2 separate regions of the Mus musculus genome follow, and region 1 is linked to region 2. Evidence: chromatin contacts called from ENCODE Hi-C or POLR2A ChIA-PET data. All regions are on one chromosome and are shown on one strand. The core of a region is the stretch at or near the end of the contact, and the rest is flanking DNA. Distances in the headings are between cores, read along the strand shown. Region 1 has its middle 20 kb from the start of Zfp810. Region 2 holds the start of Zfp599 (zinc finger protein 599).

The links. A loop is a pair of places that touch in the nucleus more often than their neighbours do. ChIA-PET counts read pairs that join two places held with the same protein, here RNA polymerase II (POLR2A).
Region 1: POLR2A ChIA-PET joins it to region 2 with 16 read pairs in embryonic stem cell. The contact joins the enhancer-like site here to the promoter of Zfp599 in region 2. A Hi-C loop is called at or near these places in 1 of 37 maps with a recorded cell type or tissue (T-helper 1 cell). POLR2A ChIA-PET finds 5 or more read pairs at or near these places in 3 of 5 experiments (all embryonic stem cell).

What each region holds. Positions count from the first base shown.
Region 1 is chr9:22,324,899-22,330,482 of GRCm38, reverse strand. It overlaps the pseudogene Gm6607. Among named protein-coding and RNA genes, the nearest start is that of Zfp810, 20 kb to the right of the region's middle. Within about 2 kb of position 2,527, at least 1 of the 3 ENCODE cell types and tissues checked has a DNase peak (open chromatin) inside an H3K27ac peak, as active enhancers do.
Region 2 is chr9:22,256,281-22,261,829 of GRCm38, reverse strand. It overlaps Zfp599 (zinc finger protein 599), which reads left to right and starts at 1,935. Exons shown (of 5, transcript NM_181419.3): 1 at 1,935-2,073; 2 at 3,659-3,785. The coding sequence starts at 2,071. It overlaps Gm39307 (predicted gene, 39307), which reads right to left and starts at 1,728. Exons shown (of 2, transcript NR_166680.1): 1 at 1,406-1,728.

The DNA of each region.
Region 1 (5,584 bases), core at 1,278-3,777, 68 kb before region 2:
CAAGTGGCGATTCACCAAATTCGAATCACGCTCACCAGCCGCTCGCTGGAGAAGGTTGGTACGGACTTGATCAGAGGTGCAGAGGAAAAGAATCTGAAAGTGAAAGGACCGGTGTGCACACCTACCAAGACTTTGAGAATCACTGCCAGAAAAACACCTTGTGGTGAAGGTTCCAAGACATGGGATCGTTTCCAGATGAGGATCCACAAGCGACTATGATTTACATAGTCCTACTGAGATTGTTAAGCAGATTTCTTCCATCAGTATTGAGCCAGGAGCTGAGGTTGAAGTCACCATTGCAAATGCCTAACACAACTGAATAAATCGACTTGTTCAATTAAAAAAAAAAAATTGGGATGTGCTGTCCACATGAAAGTGCAGTATACAGTTACATTGACAGTTGATGAAAATATGGAAGGACCACCTTAGTTCTCAATGGGGAAGGGGAGGGATTTGCATTGATACTAGGCTGTACTTCTGGGCTAGCTCATATGGTTTTGAGAATATTTTCATTGTATTGAATATTTGCATTGGATATTTTGTAATGGACTTGGGAAAACTTTAAAAATGAGTCAAGTCAGAATGAAGAATTGAGTAAACAGTGAGCCAAGTGCAGAACTGGCTGTGGGACCGTGTGGTTGGGATGTTGTGGTTATAAAAAGATAAAGAGGTCTATGAATATGTTCTGTGGGGGTGTGGTGAGGTGTGGGGGAAGGAGTGCCTCAACGGGCCCATGCCAAGGCATCCCCCTCCCCTGAGGGACCAGCCACATGACAGTGTAGTATAGAATAGAGCTTATTCAGGGCATAGGGAGGGGAGTTAAGAGGCTAGTAGAGGCAGAGAAAGGCAGAGAGAGGGAGAGAGTAGAGAAGTGGAGGCTGACCATGTCCACGTGGAGAGAGGGGGGAAGGGAGGGGGAATTTAGACAGAGTGCTAACATTCTCCCCATTTTGGTTTAACTAAAAAAGAAAGATTAGAAAGATGTGATGGCAAAGCGGAAATAGGGTCGTTGTGATATCTGGCTGCTTCCTGCTGACACTGGGGTGACGTTGTCTCTCGGGAACCTAGAGGGATGGATGTGGGGATGTTTGCCCAGTCTCAGGAGAGTGGGCTGCTTCCTTGTCCAGGGTCTGTGGAGCCATCTGAGGACGGGTCAGAAGGAACAGGTCCAGGAGAAGCGTCTGTGTCTGAGACAGGAGATGGAGCATCTGGAGGCTGCTTCTCTGGAGCTGTCCTGGATGTAGTGAGCGCCTGGACTTGACAAGATGCTCAAACACAATATATTTATTATAGAGAGAGATTAAGTACTTTTGGAAGAAAGAATTTTTTTTTCTTAAGATGTACATTTGAAACCCAGGGGAATCTCATCCTCTGGAATAGGTTAGGCAGATGTACTTGTCTGGATGGAGCCTATTTGGTCCATGAGAGGCAGATCTGAGTGGGTTTCCTATAGCTTATCAGTTAAATCGATAACATGAGTGTACTGGCTAGTTTTGTGTCAACTTGACACAGCTGGAGTTATCACAGAGAAAGGAGCTTCAGTTGAGGAAATGCCTCCATGAGATCCAACTGTAAGGCATTTTCTCAATTAGTGATCAAGGGGGAAAGGCCCCTTGTGGGTGGTAACACTCTTGGGCTGGTAGTCTTGGTTCTATAAGAGAGCAGGCTGAGCAAGCCAGGGGAAGCAAGCCAGTAAAGAACATCCCTCCATGGCCTCTACATCAGCTCCTGCTTTCTGACCTGCTTGAGTTCCAGTCCTGCCTTTCTTTGGTGATGAACAGCAATGTGGAAGAGTAAGCTAAATAAACCCTTTCCTCCCCAAGTGCTTCTTGGTCATGATGTTTGTGCAGGAATAGGAAGCCTGACTAAGACAGTAGTAAATATATTCAGACAGGATAGGAATGATAACTTTAGGTAACTTTGACAGGTTGTGTAGGTAAAGTATATTTTGTATTAGCAAAGGAATATTTGGCTAGGACTAGAATAAGAAAGCTGGCACAGTGGCATAAGATGGTGGTGACAGAAATGAGTTTGTCCAGGCAGGTTCAGGCCATGACAACAGGCCAGGGGTGTGGGAGCATGGATAGATAAGTGCTTGGGCCGTTTGTGCTGCATAGCCCACATGGCGGAGGCTGGATGGCAGCAGTTCCCGTGGTAGAGGTCTGTGAGTCTCACAGCAGCCAGTAGGTGGCAGTGGTTCTGGGTGGCAGGGCCTTGGCGTTGGTGGCTGTAGCTGCACAGTGGCCCACATATCGCTGGCTGGGGCGTTAAGCCATGGTGGCTGTAGCTGCACAGCAAGGCCGGCAGACCTGTGGCTCCCCGGGCCGGTGGGTTGGGGCAGAACTGTGCAATGGGCCAGTGGCAGTTGAGGCAGAGGCACCGCAGGTCAGGCCTGTGAGTCTGTGCCTTTGAGGGGCGGGGATTCCTACCAGCAGCCAGAAGTCACGGCCCAGAGTCCACAGTGGGCGGGGAAAGGCAGCTCCTGAAAGAGCGTGTCGTAGCAACGTAGTTGGGGTGCACCCCACCGCTAGCCTTTATAAGTCCTAGACAGAGAGGGAAAGAGGAAGGGAGAAAGGGGCTCGCGTGTGCAGGAAAACGGCTTTGGCAGGGGCCAGCAGGTGGTTGTGCACATGGGACAGCAAGTCTCACAGACGGGACCTCTGGCAGGAAGCAACGGGCTTTTCCCACCACGAACTGAGAGTAAAGGAGCAGAGTGGGGAGGACAGCAAGTAGGGTCCCTAACTGGTGTGCAGCAGGCCACGAGTGAGGAAGGCAGAGACCAGCAGAGTGCACGCAGGCTGAGAGAGCCGAGTGCAACTGCCAGTCCGGGTGAGACTGTCGCAGAGAGCAAGAAGAGGGGAAGGGCAGCAGAGTCCCTGGCAGGGGGCCAGAGCCAGACCCGCTTGAACCGGCAGAACCTGCTGCCACAGTGGGAGTGAGAGCCAGCAACTGAGGGCTGGGGCGAGGGGAAAGTCTGAGCTACAGGTCTTTAGCGAGAAAGTGCTAGTTTAGCGGGGATGTAGACATATTATTTTAGACCAAGACGTCCCATTAAATAGGGACAGAGGTGGCGAAGAGTGACCCCTGGGCGAGAGAATAGCATTATTAACTGCTACTACCAGCGTCCTGAGGGCATTAATAACCCGAGAGAGATTCTAGCACAGGCCAGACTGCCAGGTCATCACCTGTGGGCCGGGAGCCAAGGCTCAGAGCCTGTGCTCTTGAGCCAGAGACCAGTTCACCTTGGCTGGGAATTTCTGAGAAAGAAACTGTCTCCAAGGAGAGGGAAATCTCACACAAGGGGCAAAGTCCTAAAATGGGGGTCAGGGCAGCAGAGGCGTAGCTCTGAGCTCAAGAACTCTCCCCCTGGGACCATGACGGGTTTGCTCTGACCAGTGGGGGATGGGGGGGGGAGGGGGTTACCAGTGAGTGTGGATCTCTTGTGGTGGCTGAAATGGGATGCAAACTGCAGAGTTTCTAGATCCAAGTCTCGGCACCAATGCTGTGATTATAAAAAGGTAAAGAAGAATTAAGATATGTTCTATGGGGGTGTGGTGAGGTATGGGGGAAGGGGATGCCTCAGCCGGCCCATGCCAAGGCATCCCCCTCCCGGAAGGACCAGCCACACAACTGGTATTGTATAGAATAGAGTTTATTCAGGGCATGGGGAGGGGAATTAAGAGAGTAGTAGAGGCAAAGAAAGGCAGCGAGAGGGAGAGAGTAGAGAAGTAGAGGCTGGCCATGACCATGTGGAGTGAGGGGAAGGGAAGAACACAGGAGGGCAAGAGAGAAAAAAGCAGGGGTAAGAGAGAGAGGAGGGGCAAGCAGCCCCTTTCATAGTGGGACAGCTGTTGTCAGGTAACTGGGGAGGAGCATACCTGGCTATTGCCAGGTAAGTGTGGGGCAAGTTTAGACAGAATGCTAACAGGGGGGTCTATCTGGAGTTTACAGGCCAAACAGTGAAGGAAGGATGTGTCTGGAAGGAGAAATTGCTGATACGGGGCTGAGAGAACCAAAAGGAAAGGGAACCTCCAAAATACTGATGAAGGGGGGCTGTAGGGCGGGAGGTGAATGTGGGGTGCCGGGTAAGAAAGAGGCATAGACCAGAACTCGGCCGCCACCCTTTACTAAGAACTGGATACCCAGAGTTAGGAGTCATGAGGGCCAAGCAGGTGTGGAAGGCTCTGTAGGCCCTCCTCTTCCAGGTCCATAAAATGGTAGGAACCAGCTTGAGGCAGGGGAATTGCAGTGTGGGAAATTGCACAACTGTTCCATGAGACAGTCAGGGATCACCAACCTCAGCTGGTAAGGAGACTGCAAAGGCCTCTAGTCAGAGATCTCTAATTCCTAAAAGAATTTATACTGTCAAGAGACTAAGCCCTAAGAGGCAATCTACTACCTCTCTGATTTTCATTTTGATAATGGAATTTCACATCAGTCTAAGTGTGTGGTTGCTGAGACAGCCAGTGTGTCAGAGGGCAGCCTGGGCTAGAGACCGAAAGCCTCTGTCAAAAGAGCTAATAAGGATTTTCACAGTTCAACATAATTCATGTAGCTGTAATCTCATCATTTGGGGAAGATTAACACTTCATGTTCCCCATATTTAAATGTTAATTTTTTTGACCAAACTAAAAAGAATTTAAGTACAGTTGCGATTTGACTGTCCCAACATCTATTTAAAAATGACATGGATGGTGATAGAGAGGTGGCTCAGTGGTTAAGAACACATACTGCTCTTGCAGAGTCCTGAGTTCAAGTCGTAACACCCACATGAGGTAGCTCACAACCTATCTCCAGCTCCAGGGGAATCGATCCTCAGGTATGCATAATTGAAAGTGGAAATTTTTATTTTTTTAAATATTTATTTATTTATTATATGTAAGTACACACCAGAAAAGAGGGCATCAGATCTCATTATGGATGGTTATGAGCCACCATGTGGTTGCTGGGATTTGAACTCAGGACCTCTGGAAGAGCAGTCACTGCTCTTAACCGCTGAGCCATCTCTCCAGCCCGAAAGTGGAAACTTTTAAAGTGAATGAGCAAAGCCTATAGACTTACTTGCTCTCCTCTATTCCGTTTTCTCACACAGTTGTATAATAATGTATTTTATTTTTTTGAGTAAAATATATAAGAAACTTTCATATTTTAAATGTTGAAAATTCTATATGGAATTATAGCACTTATTATTAATAATGCTTTTCTACACATTTAAAGTAGTTAAAGAGTAAAACTTGGTGAGAAATGTATCTTGGGCTGGCTCAGCAAGCCAAGGTGCCTGACGGCAACCCTAGCAACCTGAGTTTAATCTGTGGGACCAAGACAGTGGAAGAAGAGAACCCCTCTAGTTGTTCCCTGGCCTCCACACTTGCTCCTGAAGTAGAATATGGTAGAAAAGACCAATTATTAAAAAGTGATTTATTTAGTGATTCACTGTATTGGTTATTGTCAGACATAACTGGAAAGGGCCCAAAGCCTTTGTAAAAGGGAGACATGGAACGGAGTGGTGGTGGTACACACTTTCAATTCCACTACTTGTGAGGCATAGGAGGGCAGATCTCTGTGAGTTTGAGACTAGCCCAGT
Region 2 (5,549 bases), core at 686-3,185:
TATTGTATATACCATACAGCATTTTGTGATTCCTTCCACCCTGGTGTTTCTAGATTTTTTTGTAGTGTCAGATAACTGTGTTTACACACTTAATGACACTGTTGACAGCTGGTAAAGACACTCTAGTAAGAGCAAAGGAGCAAGGCACATTTAAAAAAAAAGCACAAAACTTCTATGGTTTCTCTTCATTGCTGCCCACGTTAGTGTCTCCTCATTCTGTACAGTTGATAAAATATTTTCTTTCAAGATTAGGCTAGTATCGTTCTCAATTTTGTGAGAGATTTAAAATTTTGAATAGACTTATTCCACCAAACTAAAGTTTCTAAATTTTGCTTTGGGGATGGCTTTTGTATAGTTCTTCTGTGTCATGCTAATTGTTGTTGGCACTGTGTGTAGAGTCTCATCAGCTATGTAAACCCTGAAAAGATTGATAGGGTTTTTGTTTTGGTTTGTTTGTTTGTTTGTTTGTTTGTTTGTTTTTTGGTTTTTCGAGACAGGGTTTCTCTGTGTCGCCCTGGCTGTCTTGGAACTCACTCTGTAGGCCAGGCTGGCCTTGAACTCAGAAATCCACCTGCCTCTGCCTCCTGAGTGCTGGGCTTAAAGGCATTCACCACCACGCCTGGCTGCATTCTCTTTATCTTATTCATGTTTGTTTCAGACGTAGGCACATTCCACACAAGACTGTGATGTTAAACCAGCAAGTGCAGAAATGTAACTAGCTGGGCAGAAAATTCTCTCTCTCTCTCTCTCTCTCTCTCTCTCTCTCTCTCTCTCTCTCTCTCCCTCCCTCTCTGTCTCTCTGTCTCTGTCTCTGTCTCTCTCTCTCAACCTTCTATTAGCACATTTGATAATGGAGTTTGTAGAACTGGGGGGAAATGTCACATCATTTATAATCTAAAAAAATAAATTTGTTCACTTATAGTCTATTAACCAAGAATTATTAAGACATAAAACACTTAACATTTGACCATTTATAGTATTGAACAATGCTTTATATGCTTAAATTTTATCTGAGTTTATTTCATACTACATGAACACATACTTTTATAATCATAAAGATGACTTCTACAAAGACAGTCACAGCCAGTCTGCCTCCAGCTTAGGTTTGCAAGCCATCTTATAATAAAGACAAATTAGGTTCATTCCTATTTATGCATAAATCTGCTCAAGGATTGGACTACATCCCGACTGTACCTAAGTACAAATGGTTCTGTACTGCCTGCTCCGGGGAAAGTCAACCATGCTTTTGTTTTAAAAGTTACTGTGACCAACTTGTTACATTTATGTTCTGCTTCTGTAACTCCAACTATCTGCCTGTCAAATCCTCCATTTGTAAACTCCCTGCTTCTGAATTATAAAAGCCCTAATCTTACCCATGTCCAAATGCTGAACTCTTGAAACCTACCTTTGGGGAGAGACATCCCGTGGGCAGGAATTTTTAAAAGCTTGCTTTAATTAATTTGGCCCTGATGATCTGGTCGGTGGTCTTCTCCAGTTGTGGAAATAATAGAGGCATACACTTTTTATCCCATCACAGGGAATGCAGAGACAGGTAGATAGATCTATGTGAGTTCACAGCCAGCCTAGTCTACATAGCAAGTTCCAGAGCAGGACTACATAGAGAGATTTAAAAAAAAAAAAAAAGTAATGCTACTATTTCTCTTTATAAATACACATTAGATGATATAACCTTAAGTAGAGGTTGGCGCTGGTTTTCCTATAGGAAGCCCTGCCTTACAATACAGCCAAGAACTTGTCAATCTTTTTAAATTCACCAATGGTTGGTGACATTTAAGGTTGAGAAGGTGAGACAGGAAGCTCTGTCTCTGAAAACCGTAACGACAAATGTCCAATCAGACACACAGACAGAGAGTAGGGGCGGGCCTCAGTCTTCTGTAGTCCTGGGCTCTGACTACCTCCTGCCCCACTGTCCCACATGTTCTCCGTGTTGGATCCTGTCCAGGTGTTCCGCGCTCGCCCAGAAGTCCGGAGAGGTTCTGCCTGCCGCCGCGTGTCACATTTCCCCACTGAGAACCACAGTGAGAGCTCTGGGTGTCCCGGAATCCTGAGATGGTGAGTCTGTGGCAGGTCCAGAAGCCGAGCCCCTTTGTCCCCGGGCTGCGGGGTTGGGGCTGAGCGGGCTCCAGGAATCCTGTCCCGTCCCTGGTCCCTGCAGGGACCCGAGCCCTGCTGCAGCGCTTGCCGCAGCTCTGGCCCGGAGCCTGGGACTTGCGGGCCTGCACGGGAAACGGTAACCTGGACCCAGTCGATCGGCTCTCTGTTGTCTCTGCCCCTTGGCCACACATCTCTGTCCCCATGGTCCCCGCAGTTCAATTCCTGAGACGCTGTATCTGGAGTTTGGGGTGTTAAGTCTGGTGCCTAGACGATCCTGTCCCTGGGACCTCGGGCTCTATTCCGTTTCCCAGGATCCTGGAACCCCATCTATCTGTGGCATGAACTCGGAACCCACCCCTAGGAAGCACTTCCATTTTCTGTGTCGGCGTTGGGATTGAACTGTGTCACCGTGAACATGGATGTGAAGCCTTTTACTCTTTTGGCAGCTGGGTCTCATTGTGTTGCCCTGGTTAGCCTAGAACTCATTATGTAGACTGTGCTAGCCTTAAACTCATAGAAATCTCCCAGCTTCTGCCACTCCAGGGCTGGGATTAAAGGAGTGCTGTTTTACTTTCGTTGAGACAGGTTCTTATGTAGCTGGGAATGACCTTGGTCCTCTGTCTGATCTTCATCCTTGAGGCCATTTTCTAACTTTCAGATTTCTGTTCCTTTAGATACATCGCGGCGGTAGTGATTGCTGGGTCCTTTGGTAGTTCTATGTTTACGGCTTTAAGGAACTGGACTATAAATTTATAAAATGTTTGCACTAATTTTCATACTAAGAACAGAGTACTTTTTTTTTTTTTTTTTTTTTTTTTTTTTGAGTCAGGATTTCTCTGTGTAGCCCTGGCTGTCCTGGAACTCACTTTGTAGACCAGGCTGGCCTCGAACTCAGAAATCCGCCTGTCTCTGCCTCCCGAGTGCTGGGATTGAAGGCGAGCGCCAGCACGCCCGGCTCACACACAATTTTTATAGTTTTGTTTAGAGTTTAGGAGTCCTGCTATCTGATACATTCAATATCTGGCGTGACTCTGTTAGACTTCAAGCTGTCAACAGCCATTGAAGAGAGCACCCAAGTGGTGTCTGTGAATAGTTCCATTTTTCCAGCCCTTCCCACATACGGGTGAAGATTTTAGGTCATGGAGGTGGTTACAGGCTCTCTTCTTCTTTTGAGATCTGGGAAGATGTCCTCGTTTCCAGAGCTCTGGGCTTTTCCATATTCAATAACCGCTTTTAATACTGAAGTCCGTTGGTGCATGGGCCATCCCCTTCCAGGAAATGAAAGATATCAGTAGACCTGGAGACTTTAATTAGGGAAGCCAGGGTATAACTGTCCGTGTTGAAATCCTTTGGAACACTCTGGCCATATTTTCTGACATCTTTACATTAACAGACCTCGATGCTGAGTTTTCTTTCTCCCATGAGACAAATCAAACGTCACCTTCCATGGAACCCTGCTATGGAACACATACAGAGTAGAATGGACCCCACTTTCTGTTCCAAAAGCTGACCGCTTGGGTTCAAGAGAAACATGTCATTCCAGGGGCTGATATCATTTGAAGACGTAGCCGTGGACTTCACCTGGGAGGAATGGCAAGACCTGGACGCTGCTCAGAGGACCCTGTACAGGGACGTGATGCTGGAGACCTACATCAGCCTGGTGTCCCTAGGTGAGTCTGACTCCTGGAGCTCTCAATAGCAGTTACTCGCTCTTTTAGTTGGTAAGGGGGAAATCATTGTGAACTTAATACTAATCCTGTCGTATACATTTTAGTAGACACACTGTAATAACATGCATGCTTTTGAGAAACCCTGTGGTTTTGCAGTGTACTTACATCATTTATGATTATCAGATGAAGTTAAGAAATAAGTTTACCAGCTCAGGCATTATTCCTTCCTATTGTGAACATTTAAAAATCTTCTGATAATGTTTTGAAGGATTTAATGGCTTTCAATCATATATGTATGTATTGCTGTTCTGTAGAATATAAATTACTCATTCCATCCATGTGTATCCCAGTAAATACCAGTCATGGTTCCCCCATCCCATCCCCCTCATGTGTTTTTCCGGACTCCAGAGTAAACATGGTTCTCATCTCTACTTCTCTGCTGTATTCTTTATCTTGGAGTTTGGATAATATACAGGCCTGTGTGTGAACGCACATTTCGCTTATGTCTTTGATTTTTCTGGGAAAATAGAGAGTAAACATCCCCTTGCTACAAATGTGGAGTCCCTTCCCCTACTGTTCAGTGGCCTTATATGTTATGGAAATGAATGTCTTGTTAATTATTCTGTGAGTTGATTTCTTTATAATTGCTTGCTTTTCTGGATGCGTGATTTTGAGGTTGATGTCTTCCACATGCCCTGTTCTTTCACATGTATTAATGAAAACACTGTCTACATCATTGCCTCAAAATGTTGTCTGTATATTCTAGACCTTCACAGTTTTCAAGTCTCACATCTAACTTTTTAGTAGACTTCTTGAATGGTGGCAATGAGGCGTCCATTGCCCCAGTTTCTTATCATAGCTTACATCTGAGAACTTCCTTCTGACTGAGTTCATGAGATTGGTTGAAAATCAGGCGGTGGGTCCATAGCACTGACAAAACTGTGGAGATGAATATTTTTAAAAGGAGCGAAGGTCTGCCTTTGCTTGTGGCTTTGTTTTCAGTTCATTTGTTTTAGGGTCACAGAGGCATCTTTATTTAAACATCTGAACAATCTATTTAATGTTTTAATGAGGGGAACAAAGACCTTCATGGGTGCTGTTCCTGTGGGGCATCAGCACAGCCATGGCTGTCTTCTCAGCTGCCAGCTTGGTCCTTTTTTTTTTTTTTTTTGCTTCTCTGGTCTGGCAACCCTGATCGCATGCTATCACCGAGCTCTCTTAACCTGCAGTTTCTGATTCCTCTTGGCTGTGATATCAGCAAGAGACCAGCCAGTCCGACCCTTACAAATCCCTCCCTTCTCCTTAGAAAAGAGGAAGCCTCTCTTTGGGTACACCCCACCCTGGGACATCCAGTCTCCGTAGGCCTAAGCATATCCTCTCTCACTGAGGCACAACCAGGCAGTCCAGTTATGAGAAAGGAATCCAATGATGGCAGTAATGAAGTCAGAAACAGGCTCCCTTCCAATTGTTAGGGGTCCCACATAACGCTGCACATCTGCTACAGATGTGGGGGGCCTAGATCCAGCCTCTGCATGCTCTTGGTTGTTGGTGATTCAATCTCTATGAGCCCCCATAAAGCCAGGTTAGTTGACTCTGTAGGTCTTATGTCCTTGACCCCTCTGGCTCAGTCAATTCTATCCCCCATTCTTCCACAAGACTTCCCAGGCACCACCTGATGTGTGGCTGTGGGTCTCTGCATCTGTTTCCATAAGCAGCTGGATGAAGCCTCTCAGGAGACAGTCATGCTAGGCTCCTGTCTCCAAG